Regions from separate parts of the Homo sapiens genome. Here regions 2, 3 and 4 are each linked to region 1. A link is a contact called in ENCODE Hi-C or POLR2A ChIA-PET data. All regions are on one chromosome and are shown on one strand. The core of a region is the stretch at or near the end of the contact, and the rest is flanking DNA. Distances in the headings are between cores, read along the strand shown. Region 1 holds the start of PPP1R10 (protein phosphatase 1 regulatory subunit 10). Region 2 holds the start of PHF1 (PHD finger protein 1). Region 3 holds the start of RPS18 (ribosomal protein S18). Region 4 holds the start of PSMB8-AS1 (PSMB8 antisense RNA 1).

Region 1 (2,810 bases), core at 214-2,713:
ACTTGAGTCCTAACGCTAGTTTTAAAGCTACCAAGGCTGTTATTATTTCTGTGTTGACCTCTGTCACCACTCTTCAGTCCCACTTTAGGGAGTGGCAGCTGGGCAAGCCTTCCTATCTCACCGTGCCCCACCAAGAACCTCCAGAGAGGTGAGTACACAAGACTGGAGGGAAACCTCAATTCAAAGGACGGAGTTAAGCTCTCATAACTCCGATAAGAAACTGATTTAATAAAGAGAGCTGAGAAACTGTCCTCAGGTCGTAAGAATATATCCTGACCTTATTGAGAAATAGCAAGGTTGGTAGAAATTGGGATCCCTAATTTCCCCAAGGACATTCCAGAGCAACACAGATTTAGTCACCACTTGCATAGTTAACAGCTGGTTGTGGCGCTCGCTTGGGGAGTACATATGTTATGCTAAAATTGCAACGATACAGAGATTAGCATGGCCCCTTAATTAGTTAAATAATTTTTAAAAAGCTGGTTATGCATGACTGAGGGTGGACAGGGGTCAATTCCATCACTTAAGTTATTTTACTGAAATGGCATTTTGGAAAAAGGATGATACCTAACCCTGGCGTTTAGTCCTCGGCTCGGGATTAGAAAATGCGCGGGGTGTGGGGGGGGGGTTGCAGGAAGTACTGCCTAGACAGCTAAGACACACGTGGGAAGGTCTCCACTCGTGGATTCCTGACAGTGGAGCGACAACCTCGAGAAGGTATAACCAACTTGAGGTTGTGCAAAATGTCTTTCGAAGAGTTACCTGAACTCTGTGAGAACCTCGGAAGAGAGATAGCATAGGAAGCCGCCTCAGCACGGTGTTTAATACAGACGCCGCCATCTTGACGTACGCCCAGGACAGGAATTGACGGAAAGGCAACTGCGCATGCTTCAGGAAACTGAGTAGGGCAGGGCCAAGGACAAGCCCGCAGTGCGGAAGGCGGCCCCACGTTTGCGTCAGGACGGAAGCGTGAAAGGGAAGGCATGGGGGAGAAGCTAATTTCAACTGCGTCACAATCGAATTAGACCCCAAAATTGCGGTTTTTTTTGGCCAGTCACTACGACTCTTAGATCGCATTGTTAAAGTTTGCCTTTTAAGCAATTTTGAAGGCGATTTTTAGCGGTATCCTCTCAGTGCGCATGCGCTCTTAGGTTTCTACCAATCCTGGGTGAGAAATGTTCTCCAGGGCGGAAGTGGCGGAAGCAGAGGAAAGGGAGGTGCTAGGCTCCTGGTCACGCGCACGCGACAGGGAGGCAGGAAGGAGGCGGAAGAGAGTGCCAGGGAAAGGGGCGGAGCAAAGGTGAAGTGAGAGTAGCCAATCAGTTGGCGAGTTGTCATTTGGGTTGACCAATGAGTTCACGCCTCGCGTATAATGTCTCGCGACAAGGGCGTTTCACTAGCACGTTTGGGCGCGTTGGGCGGCGTCCGGGTATAAAAGACTCCACCCGAGCGGGCGGCCGCCATTCTGGGGTTCGTTTAGAGGTAAGTTTGCCTACTTTGTCGTCTAGTGGGTAAAATTTTGCGGAGAGCGTTGGATCTGGGAAGCGGGATAGGGATGGATGGGTTCATTTGAGAGCCACGGCTTAAAGCGGTTGCGATCAGGATGGGACACAGGTTTGTTTGGGGACAACAAAGATGGCATTTGTGAGTGTTTTGAAGCAACCCGTACTGATTACATCTTTCTCCCTTGTGTTCCTTTTATCCCAGGTTTGAATTTTCTCGGAGAAAGACAGGCCGGCCACGAGGAAAACAGAAACAAGCCGCAGCAACATCTAAGCCCTTGAAAGGATCCTGAGAGAGGGGGGAAAGGGAAAACAGCAGCCACCAGCCCAACCACTTGTGTCTTCTGCCCCTTCCCACCTATCTTGCCCACCCCACCAGCCCACGCTGCTTGGGACTTGAAATCTGTGGCCGAAGGACCGTCACTACATAACTTCAAAAATAATCAACCACCCTCCCTTCCCAAACCACCCAAATTCACTCATCCAGCGTTTACTTTTTTGAATCCACTCAGAACTTTTTTCTGCGACCCCCCTCCCTAAATGGAGTTGGGTGGGGGGGAAATGAATACTGAGTTGGCCTTTATTTTTTAAAAGACTTTTTGATCCAATGAGGCCCCCTAAATAATTGAGTTTTGGGTCCTGGTTGGTTGTTTTATTTTTTTTCCTCCAAAATTTTACCCCCTCCCCCCTGAGCCCGAGGTGCTGACGTCGCAAAAAAATTGGATAGTAAGTGTCGAATTTTCAAAAACCAGCCTTGCAACAAGAAATCAACGTTTCCCGTTGTGAAACCAAAAATAATGAGAGGAAGAAATGAGACCATAGAACAAATAGAGAACTGGAGAAGGACCAATCTGGTCACTTAATCTCCATTAAAAAGGGCCTGTGGGTCTAAACAGTCTTGTTCTCTCTCCCCTACCACCTATCTCTTCCCTGCCTTGCTGCAGGCAAAGAGAGGGTGGAGGGAGGGCCAGCAAGTGAGGATTTTGATGGTTAACCCTTGGTAATCCAGCCAATTTCCAGACTGCCAAAGCCATATGTGTTTATATAAGGAGGAATGGTTACCTTCCTCTGGTTAGCAGCAGTCTTCAAAAGGGTTAATGAGCTCACATACAAGAGATGGTGGATCTTGTGGCCCAGAAGTACCACTTCTTTGTGTGTGAGACAAGCAGGGTGCCTTTCAATTTGCCAGATTAATAAGCAATCTGTACATAAAGATTGCAGGGTAAGGAGATGGGCAGAGAGAAGTAATAGCTCGCTATAACTTTTTAAATGACTGTTAAATCCTCTCAATTTTAATGTAATTTGCTT
Region 2 (2,810 bases), core at 167-2,666, 2.8 Mb before region 1:
GTCTTACCTTTTTGATGGTACCCAAGTATAGCAGCCCATCAGTCCATCTGGCCAGCACATCTTGACCCTCCCAAAGCCGAGGCCTGGGGCCAGAGGTGGGAGCAGGAGAAGCTGGGTCCCAAAGTGAGGAGGCACCAGAGCGGCTCAGCCGGGGGGGCTGCGCCATTGCATCCTGGGGGGGCCTAGCCAGAAAAGAAATGGGGAGGAGAAGGTTATGAATGCTGAGAAACCTTCCCCATTTTCTTTTTCTTTTTTTTTTTTTTTTCCTGAGATGGAGTTTTGCTCTGTCGCCCAGGCCAGAGTGCAGTGGCACAATCTTGGCTCACTGCAACCTCCACCTCCCGGGTTCAGGCAATTCTCCTGCCTCAGTCTCCCAAGTAGGTGGGATTACAGGCGCATGCCACCATGCCTGGCTAATTTTTGTATTTTTAGTAGAGATGAGGTGTTGGCCATGTTGGCCAAACTGGTCTCGAACTCCTGACCTCATGATCCACCCACCTCAGCTTCCCAAAGTGCTGGGATTACAGGCGTGAGCCACCGGGCCCGGCCAGCCTCCCCATTTTCTTTGCCTATTTTGCCATCAAGAATGAAGTATCTGTGCCCCCATCTCCAAATCCCTGAGACACCTTGATAGGAAACCACTGGGCACCCATCACCAGCTTTTTGAGTCCTCTTCCAACTCTAGTGACTGGCTCTCCTCTCGGTAACTAACAGCCCTCCCCCCGACCCCAAACCTAGTTGCTAGTTTCCCAGCTTCCAGAGCTCTCCTGGGATATTATATACTGGCCTTGAAATTTTAGGAGAAATTATGGTTGTAGAAGCAAAGGCTACTCAGTTTAGAGGTATCATAATTAGGGTGTCCTGTTGCCCAGAGACGTGTTTTGGGACCTTTTCTGGAGATGTTTTCCAGAGCAGAAACGGCTGTCTCCCCAGGCCTGCGCGTCTCATTAAGAACAATCATCCTGGTGCCAGGTTATGTCAGGTCACCCTCAAATTCGGGGCTCCCTGCCCCCGGGTTAGACAACTTCTCTGAGTGCCCCGGGAGGGGGGCGTGTCCCAGTCCCGGTCTCTACTCCCCAGGACGGCAAGTCCGAGAAGGGACTTGTGTCGGCCCAGCCCGGACCCGAGGCCAAGGCGGCGAGGCTCTCCCGCCCGCGCCCCGCGCCGACCCCCGGCTCCCTGCCCCCCACCAGCGCCTCCTGCCGCCTCCTTACCGGTGACAGCTGGGGCCGCCGGGAGCCGGGCAGGGGCAGACGTAGGAGACCTAGGCGAGTCCCCCGCGCGGAGAGGGCACGTCCGGGCGTGGGGGGGCGTGCAGGCGGAGGCCGGGGGGTCCCCAGGCCCAGCCCCTCCGTCCCGGCGGCTCTGGGGCGTATGACGCAGCAGCCAAAGCAGCGGCAGCGGCAGGAGGAGGAGGCGGCGGGGGGGAGGGAGGGAGGGGAGGGACGGACCGGTTGGGGGGGAGGGTGGTGGGAGGGGAGGACTGGGGGAAAGGAGGAGCCGGAGGGGGGGGCGGGCACCACCTCACCCCACCTCCCTCACCTCCAACAGGCCTGGAGGGCGCCGAAGAAGAGGCTGGCCCTCCGCGGCTTGGGGAGCGAAGAGTCGGACCCGGTGGGAGAGGGAATCCCCTCAGCCCCTTCCTCCGACCTGAGATTCGCCCTTGGGGCACGAGGGAATCCCCCCTCCCGGCAGCCCGCCTCCGGCCTGGTCCCCCGCCCCATGCCACATCCGTTAGCTGCCCCACCCCCCATGGTCACTCCAAGTCCCGCCCCCCGGCCCCAGTTCACAGCCCCGCCCTCCATTCACCCTTCTCGATGCCCCCACCACGCCCTCCTCCCTCGCGCGCCCCGCCCTCCCCGTGACGAGTCGCGCCCCACCCACCGCCCTTTTGCGCACGCGTGTCCCCTCCTGCGCGCGGCACCTGGGAGGACTGAGCCCCTCCTTCACCGGGCGGCGGCCGTCGGCGGTTGGCGCGAGGGAGTCGGCGGGCGTGCGCGCCGCTTCCCGTGGACGTCCCGCCCCGTGCTTCCAGGGCTGGCGCAGACGAAGGGCGCGAGGACCCAAGGCGGTGACGCCACCGAGAGCCAGCCAATGGGCAGCGAGCGGGCAGAGCCCCAGCCGTTCGAACGGAAAGGCAGGGAAAGGGCGGGACGGGAGGAAAGAGCCAACAGTTTGGGAGCGCGCGCTAGCCCCGCCTCTGGACTCTGGGGTCCGGTCCCCATTTGCCGACACCCACCAAAGGAACGTTCTTCCCTGGGGCTGGGGTGGCCGGCGGAAGGGTGAAAGTTACCTATAACTAGTGACCAAGGAGGGGGCGTGGATAGCTAGAGGGCACACCTCCCTGATGTGACGGACGGGGTAGGGGGTATTAGCAGAGGGGAAGATGATCCAGGCCAAGGTCCAGAACCGGTGATAGCAGAGGGGAGAAAAGACGAAGCCCTCAGCCCCCGCTCCCGCCTCCCACGTAAACGTTTGGCAGAGGGTACAGATCACAGCTCCCACTTTTACAGATATGAAAGTATCTGCCTTCTTGGGCAAATGCTAATAAAACCTTTATTTAAAAAAAAAACCAAACTATTCTTTATTTGATAGCCCTGGGACATGGTGCCCTCCACCCAATAAAGCACCCTCCAGCAACCCTCCCACCCCTCACCCGATACATAGACATAGGGACACACACACACACACACACACACACACACACACACACACACACACACAGATCTGGATCCGTCTTCACTTCCTGTTGGCCTGAGCAGTACCAATAACACACTGGTTCACCTGGGGGCAGGGGGTTAGACAGGATA
Region 3 (2,810 bases), core at 143-2,642, 2.7 Mb before region 1:
CAGGCCTAGCCCTGCACGCATGGACACATACTGGTAGGCTATTTCCACAACTAACTACACATTCTGACTTAAGGGAAAAAAAAAGAACGTTATGTATCTAGAAAGCCAAGAATTCATTAGGTTTGTGGAGAGAAATACTCAAGTGAAATAATATTCTTGCATTCATTGATTCGATTCTTAAAAGCCAAAGAAAGATGGATGTACTCCTTCACACTTCGACAGGAAAGGAGTGTCAATTATGGCTCATCTGAGTAAATGTCCCACTCAGACTTCTTCCACCCTCCATCTACAGGCTTCTTCACACTTTTTATCTGTTGGTATTTCTACTTATCCCTCAAGATGCCCAATAATCCTCCAATTCTCAGGGAATATAAATTTCGCAGGAAGGGTTGCTGTTATGATGGTGGGATGGGTAAAGAAACCGAATCTAGAAGAAATCTCACAAGCTCGTGGTTCAGGAAAATCTTAGCGAATTCGGGTGAGCAACCATACCTCCTCCCCACTTCCCCAGGTGAAATGTTTTGGCTTGACCTTAGACCACTATCTTGGCTTTAATCACTTATTTTCTGTGGTAAATGCTAAAGGGGTCAGTCTCTCCCTAAACCACTTTCTTTTCTTAATCCAGCAGTCAAGGTGATCTGGATGAGACTCAAGTCTCCCCAGCCTTGCTTCATTTTTGCTTATGTCTTCACAACCCAATTCTCATTTACATTCCCTATTCCTTACCCTACTTCACTTACCTTAATGGCAGTGATGGCAAAGGCTATTTTCCGCCGCCCATCGATGTTGGTGTTGAGTACTCGCAAAATATGCTGGAACTTTTCAGGGATCACTAGAGACTAGTTGAAAAAGTACGGGGGAAGAAATCAGACACAGTAAACTATCAAACAGTAAGGCCGATAAGGCAAACGAACTTCATACAAAAAGGTTAAGCCTGTCACACAAGTGGCAAGACACCCGCCCCCCATTCCTTAGGTTTTCACACCACAGAGCAAACTCCTCAGTCCTGCAGAGTAGGCACATGAAGCGTTCAAGCTTGGGAAAATGCAACCTCTGGAGAGAGGAAGCAGGTCTCCTGCCCATTCCCAAAAGTGCGTGGCAAAAGCCAGAGTTCCCCATATACGCCCAAGCCTTAGACAGCTTTCGTGCGCCCGAGCAGTGACCCTTCCTCGGGCCCGCTCTCCGGAATTGGAAATCTTTGGTGTCCCTTTCCAGGGACGCGATCCAAGGCTCCATACAGAAAGTCGCAGGCCCTCAGGGCAGGACGTTTCCAGAACCCTGACAGCCGGCTTTCCTTGCCCGAGCTGCGATGCCGCTGGATCACGGCACGGATTCCAGTCTTACCATGGCTGCAGCACAAGCGGCGGCGTGTAGGCCTCCTGTGGAAGAGAGAGCGGAAGTGACGCGATATCATTATATAGCTTCCAGGAGGAAGAGGCGGTGCGATCTAGGAGAAGTGCTTCCGGAAACTGTTTCAGCGCGACCTGGCTGGATTTATGAGAGTATGGCTTGGGTACCACAACTTCCGGTGCGCCTTTCTTTACAGTTCGTAAGGTTCATAGGTAAGAGAACAGCGAAGGTTCCGGGGCTAGTTTGTGTTTCAGACTTCCATATTTCCATTTGCAGTTGGGTGAAGTGGTTAGAGCTGAAAGGGGACAGCTGGAGTCAAACAACTTAACTCAAATATCTGGGAACGATTTCGCGCTGAGGAAGACCCTTTGGGACTTGTAGCTCCACTCCGGGGAACGGACTCGCCGGGACTGACAGTTGCCGGAAGTGAGGCTGCGGGGAATGGCCGCCGCTGCGACCATGGCGGCTGCGGCCCGGGAACTGGTGTTGCGGGCTGGGACCTCAGATATGGAGGAGGAAGAGGGCCCGCTGGTGAGAGCGCGGAGCTGTTTCTCCTCCGTAGTTCCGGTGCTCCTAGCTTCAGAAAGACCTGAGCTGGGTTTAGGCACAAGGGTGGGAACTTGGCTGCTACCCGTGATATTACCTGTTTGGCTCCCCGTACCCTTCCCTGTGATCAGACCCGACCCTGAGCGGGACCCTAGTGGCTGAAACTCATGTTCTGGGGCACAAAATTTCAACTTCACTCCACATTTTGGGGTAGAGTCACGAAGTAGTATAGTGTAAAGGTTAAGAACATGGCCTCTGAAGCCAGACTGCCTGAGTTCTATCTCTGCCACTTACACGCTGTGTGCCCTTGGGCAAGTTAACCAGCTTCTCTGTGCCATCATTTCTCACACCTTTAAGGTGAGGAAGATAGAACCTATTGTATACATCGTCGTTAGGATTAGATGAATATGTGTAAGATTGCACCTGGCATGCAGGTAAACACTATGTGTTTTGACATTTCTAGAAAGCCTGGGGTTCCCCAGAGGTGTGATAGAACACCCAAGATGGCAGGAGTCTGAGGGTCTTAAATTTAAGTGCAAGTTCTGCTCTATCCTCTGCAATTCCTAGCTTTCCTCATTCGGTCATCTCCACTGCACTTTTTTTTTTTTTTTTTTTTTTTTGAGACGGAGTCTTGCTCTGTCGCCCAGGCTGGAGTGCAGTGGCGCGATCTTGGCTCACTGCAAGCTCCACCTTCCGGGTTCACGCCATTCTCCTGCCTCAACCTCCCAAGTAGCTGGGACTACAGGCGCCCGCCACCGCGCCCGGCTAATTTTTTGTATTTTTTAGTAGAGACGGGGTTTCACTGTGTTAGCCAGGATGGTCTCGATCTCCTGACCTCGTGATCTTCCCACCTCGGCCTCCCAAAGTGCTGGGATTACAGGCGTGAGCCACTGCGTCCGGCCTCCACTGCACTG
Region 4 (2,712 bases), core at 213-2,712, 2.2 Mb before region 1:
CTCCCTTTTCTTCTCTCTGTGGTGGAGAACCACAGCTGCAGAGTAGGCAGCTGCCTCCAGGATGAGTTACTTGAAATTTGCCTTGAGTGTGTTACCTCCTTTCCAAGCTCCTCGTGATAATGCAGACTTCCTGGAGTACAAACACAGGATTTGTAATTCCTTACTGTAACGGAGTTTAGAGCCAGGGCTGATGCTTTGGTGTGGCCAGCACTCTGAAACTGAGAAATGTTCAGAATGTACGGAAAGATGATCAGCTATTTTCAACATAACTGAAGGCATATGCTGGCCCATAAACACCCTGTAGGTTCTTGATATTTATAATAAAATTGGTGTTTTGTACTGTGGTTTCTTATGTTTCCGGCACACCAAACGGCCCACTGCCTTTTGCAGCGCACTTTTCAGCTGCGGATGTCTCCTCTTTTATCATCCTCAATGTTTTACCCCCTAACTGCATCACCTTTTCCCTTAAGCTTTTTAATTCCTATGAGGCCCCTTCCACTTCCCCTATCCCCTTAGGCCCACCCCCAAGAATGTGCAAGACCCCAGCCACAGGGCCCATCAGGGCACTAGCGGCCGCAGCTCAGAGCCGTGGCCTCTCCGAAGTGGCAGATGGGGCGGGCGCGGCCAGAGCAAGTGCCAGGCGGGAACAGAGGGACTGGGCGCGCCTCACAACTCACCACCTCGCCCGCTGGTCCTTCCTGGCTCGCCTGGCTCTGAAGCTGCACCTGGAGGGGAAACCTCAGAACAGTAGGCGGGATTGCCTAGTAAATATCTCCCATTCAGGGAGGCCCAGGTCGTGTGACGTCGACAGTTGCTGGGTAGATGAGGCCAACACAGGTTGCAAGAAGAGGCGGGGTTTAGAGGCGTGAAACTCCGCAGTGCTCAGCCAAGCAGGGAGCAACGCTAGGAAGGGCGGGCAGAAAGGGCACGCTCTTGTGGGTGACTACAGGTTAGGAGACCGTTGAACCTGGAGGGGCCCTAGGATGGACCCCGTGGAAAGATTCAGAGACTGCGCCCTCTCCCTGGCGCCGCCTTCCCCTACACGCGGCGGGTATATTCTGTTGCAGTTGGCCCAGGACCTGTTTCCAAGACTCTGCCCCCTCGCACTTCCGTCCCTCCTGGTTTTGTAAAGTGATGCTCATAGGAACCCCCACCCCGCGTGACACTACTCCCAGCTCCTGGCTGACTTCTAGTCTTCTGGTTGAAGCTGCGCCTTTAGATGACACGACCCTACCCACCCCTGTTTCCAGCGGATGCCCGGGCCTGGAGGTACCTCTTACTGTAACCCATCGCCAAGTGGGCTTTTGAAGGCGCCTGTTCCTTTCTCGCTTTCTTCGGAAGACCCTTGACCCATCATTCCCCCGACCCCCATAACGGGAGAGCAGAGAAGCCGGTCCCCAGTGTGATGGTCCTGGTCCAGGCACTAACTGTCCTTTTCTCGGAAAAGGCAGGGGGATGTGGAAAAGAGTCTTGTTCCCTCCCCTTCGATCTGTGGCTTTCGCTTTCACTTCCTCCTCCGAGAGCGGACAGATCTCTGGGTGCTGGGCGGTCATGGCGCTACTAGATGTATGCGGAGCCCCCCGAGGGCAGCGGCCGGAATCGGCTCTCCCGGTTGCGGGAAGCGGGCGTCGCTCGGACCCAGGACACTACAGTTTCTCTATGCGATCTCCAGAGCTCGCTTTACCCCGGGGAATGCAGGTCGGGGCAGTAGGGAAGCCCCTAGGGATGCAGGGAGGCGGGCGCTGAGGAGTGGAGGGTCGCCTGAGAGGAGGAGGCGAGAGCGGGAGCGCGGGGTACAGGGTCGGGGGTAGCCTTCAGTCCCGGAGAGCGCCAGACCCAAAGAAGAGGCCACATGGGGATGGGGCCTGAGAGGAGGAAGTGCAAGTTAGGACAAAGAGTTACAGGTGAGGTGGGGGCTCCCAAAGGAAGACAAGAGAACTTTCCTGCCCTTGTCCACACACAAATGGTGGAGCCTTTTTCATGGGGTTATCACATGATATAGGAGGTGTGTGGTGTCTTGGGAAACCTATGAAATTTGCCTGCTGGCCTCCTCTCAGCAACTCACTGTTGCGCGACTTAGAACAAGTCACTTAGTCTAGGTCCCAAGCCCCTCTTCTGTAAAGTGAGGATACTGTTACTAAACGTGTTTTGTGAGGGTTGAATGCTTTATGCATGGAAGAAACCCTTTAAGTCACTCTCAAAATTTTTTAGTAATGGTAACATGTGCTTGCTTTCATTTCTGTTGTGCTGGAAAATGGAAAAGGTTGATACTGGCATGCCTCTTCTTTTCCTTCTCCCAAGCCATTTCCTTCTAGAGATTGGTTATTAACTGTTTCATTTATTGATGGTTAGATCATTTCTGCATATCTCCTCACCCTCATACTCCCTAAAACCTTTTCCTGGAGCCTCTTACTACAGAATTTTTCATTGCCTTTCTCAACCTCTTTTCTCTTATCAGCCCACAGAATTCTTCCAGTCCCTGGGTGGGGACGGAGAAAGGAACGTTCAGATTGAGATGGCCCATGGCACCACCACGCTCGCCTTCAAGTTCCAGCATGGAGTGATTGCAGCAGTGGATTCTCGGGCCTCAGCTGGGTCCTACATTAGTGAGTGTATACGCTCCAGCAGGCAGAATCTGGGGAGCTGGGCTCTCCTTTCCACAGGAGGCCAACTCTGCAACAAAGTGGAAGTGGATATTGATTTAGGACACAC

What was found. Hi-C counts contacts between places; a loop is a spot of excess contacts on that map. ChIA-PET counts read pairs that join two places held with the same protein, here RNA polymerase II (POLR2A). Pooled maps may share reads with other maps.
Region 2: a map of B cell shows a loop between it and region 1 (18-fold over the local background). The contact joins the promoter of PHF1 here to the promoter of PPP1R10 in region 1. A Hi-C loop is called at or near these places in 1 of 168 maps with a recorded cell type or tissue (B cell), 1 of 37 single-sample maps with no recorded cell type and 9 of 50 pooled maps. POLR2A ChIA-PET finds 5 or more read pairs at or near these places in 4 of 52 experiments (AG04450, HEK293, K562 and 1 more).
Region 3: a pooled map shows a loop between it and region 1 (9-fold over the local background). The contact joins the promoter of RPS18 here to the promoter of PPP1R10 in region 1. A Hi-C loop is called at or near these places in 7 of 50 pooled maps. POLR2A ChIA-PET finds 5 or more read pairs at or near these places in 2 of 52 experiments (A673 and activated B cell).
Region 4: a loop to region 1 is called in a map of naive thymus-derived CD4-positive, alpha-beta T cell, with 9 times the contacts of the local background. The contact joins the promoter of PSMB8-AS1 here to the promoter of PPP1R10 in region 1. A Hi-C loop is called at or near these places in 1 of 168 maps with a recorded cell type or tissue (naive thymus-derived CD4-positive, alpha-beta T cell), 1 of 37 single-sample maps with no recorded cell type and 11 of 50 pooled maps. POLR2A ChIA-PET finds 5 or more read pairs at or near these places in 3 of 52 experiments (CD4-positive, alpha-beta T cell, CD8-positive, alpha-beta T cell and naive thymus-derived CD8-positive, alpha-beta T cell).

Annotation. Positions count from the first base shown.
Region 1 is chr6:30,615,896-30,618,705 of GRCh38, reverse strand. PPP1R10 (protein phosphatase 1 regulatory subunit 10) reads left to right here and starts at 1,463. Exons shown (of 20, transcript NM_002714.4): 1 at 1,463-1,482; 2 at 1,708-2,228. It overlaps MRPS18B (mitochondrial ribosomal protein S18B), which reads right to left and starts at 866. Exons shown (of 7, transcript NM_014046.4): 1 at 763-866. The coding sequence starts at 840. RefSeq lists an enhancer at 637-1,205.
Region 2 is chr6:33,409,620-33,412,429 of GRCh38, reverse strand. It overlaps PHF1 (PHD finger protein 1), which reads right to left and starts at 1,416. Exons shown (of 15, transcript NM_024165.3): 1 at 1,215-1,416; 2 at 8-182. The coding sequence starts at 166. It overlaps KIFC1 (kinesin family member C1), which reads right to left. Exons shown (of 11, transcript NM_002263.4): 11 at 2,534-2,784. The coding sequence ends at 2,740.
Region 3 is chr6:33,270,657-33,273,466 of GRCh38, reverse strand. It overlaps RPS18 (ribosomal protein S18), which reads right to left and starts at 1,392. Exons shown (of 6, transcript NM_022551.3): 1 at 1,345-1,392; 2 at 741-839. The coding sequence starts at 1,347. VPS52 (VPS52 subunit of GARP complex) reads left to right here and starts at 1,591. Exons shown (of 20, transcript NM_022553.6): 1 at 1,591-1,881. The coding sequence starts at 1,792.
Region 4 is chr6:32,842,836-32,845,547 of GRCh38, reverse strand. It overlaps PSMB8-AS1 (PSMB8 antisense RNA 1), which reads right to left and starts at 1,462. Exons shown (of 2, transcript NR_037176.1): 1 at 1,274-1,462; 2 at 1-130. PSMB8 (proteasome 20S subunit beta 8) reads left to right here and starts at 1,501. Exons shown (of 6, transcript NM_148919.4): 1 at 1,501-1,698; 2 at 2,459-2,606. The coding sequence starts at 1,552. TAP1 (transporter 1, ATP binding cassette subfamily B member) reads left to right here. Exons shown (of 11, transcript NM_000593.6): 11 at 1-339.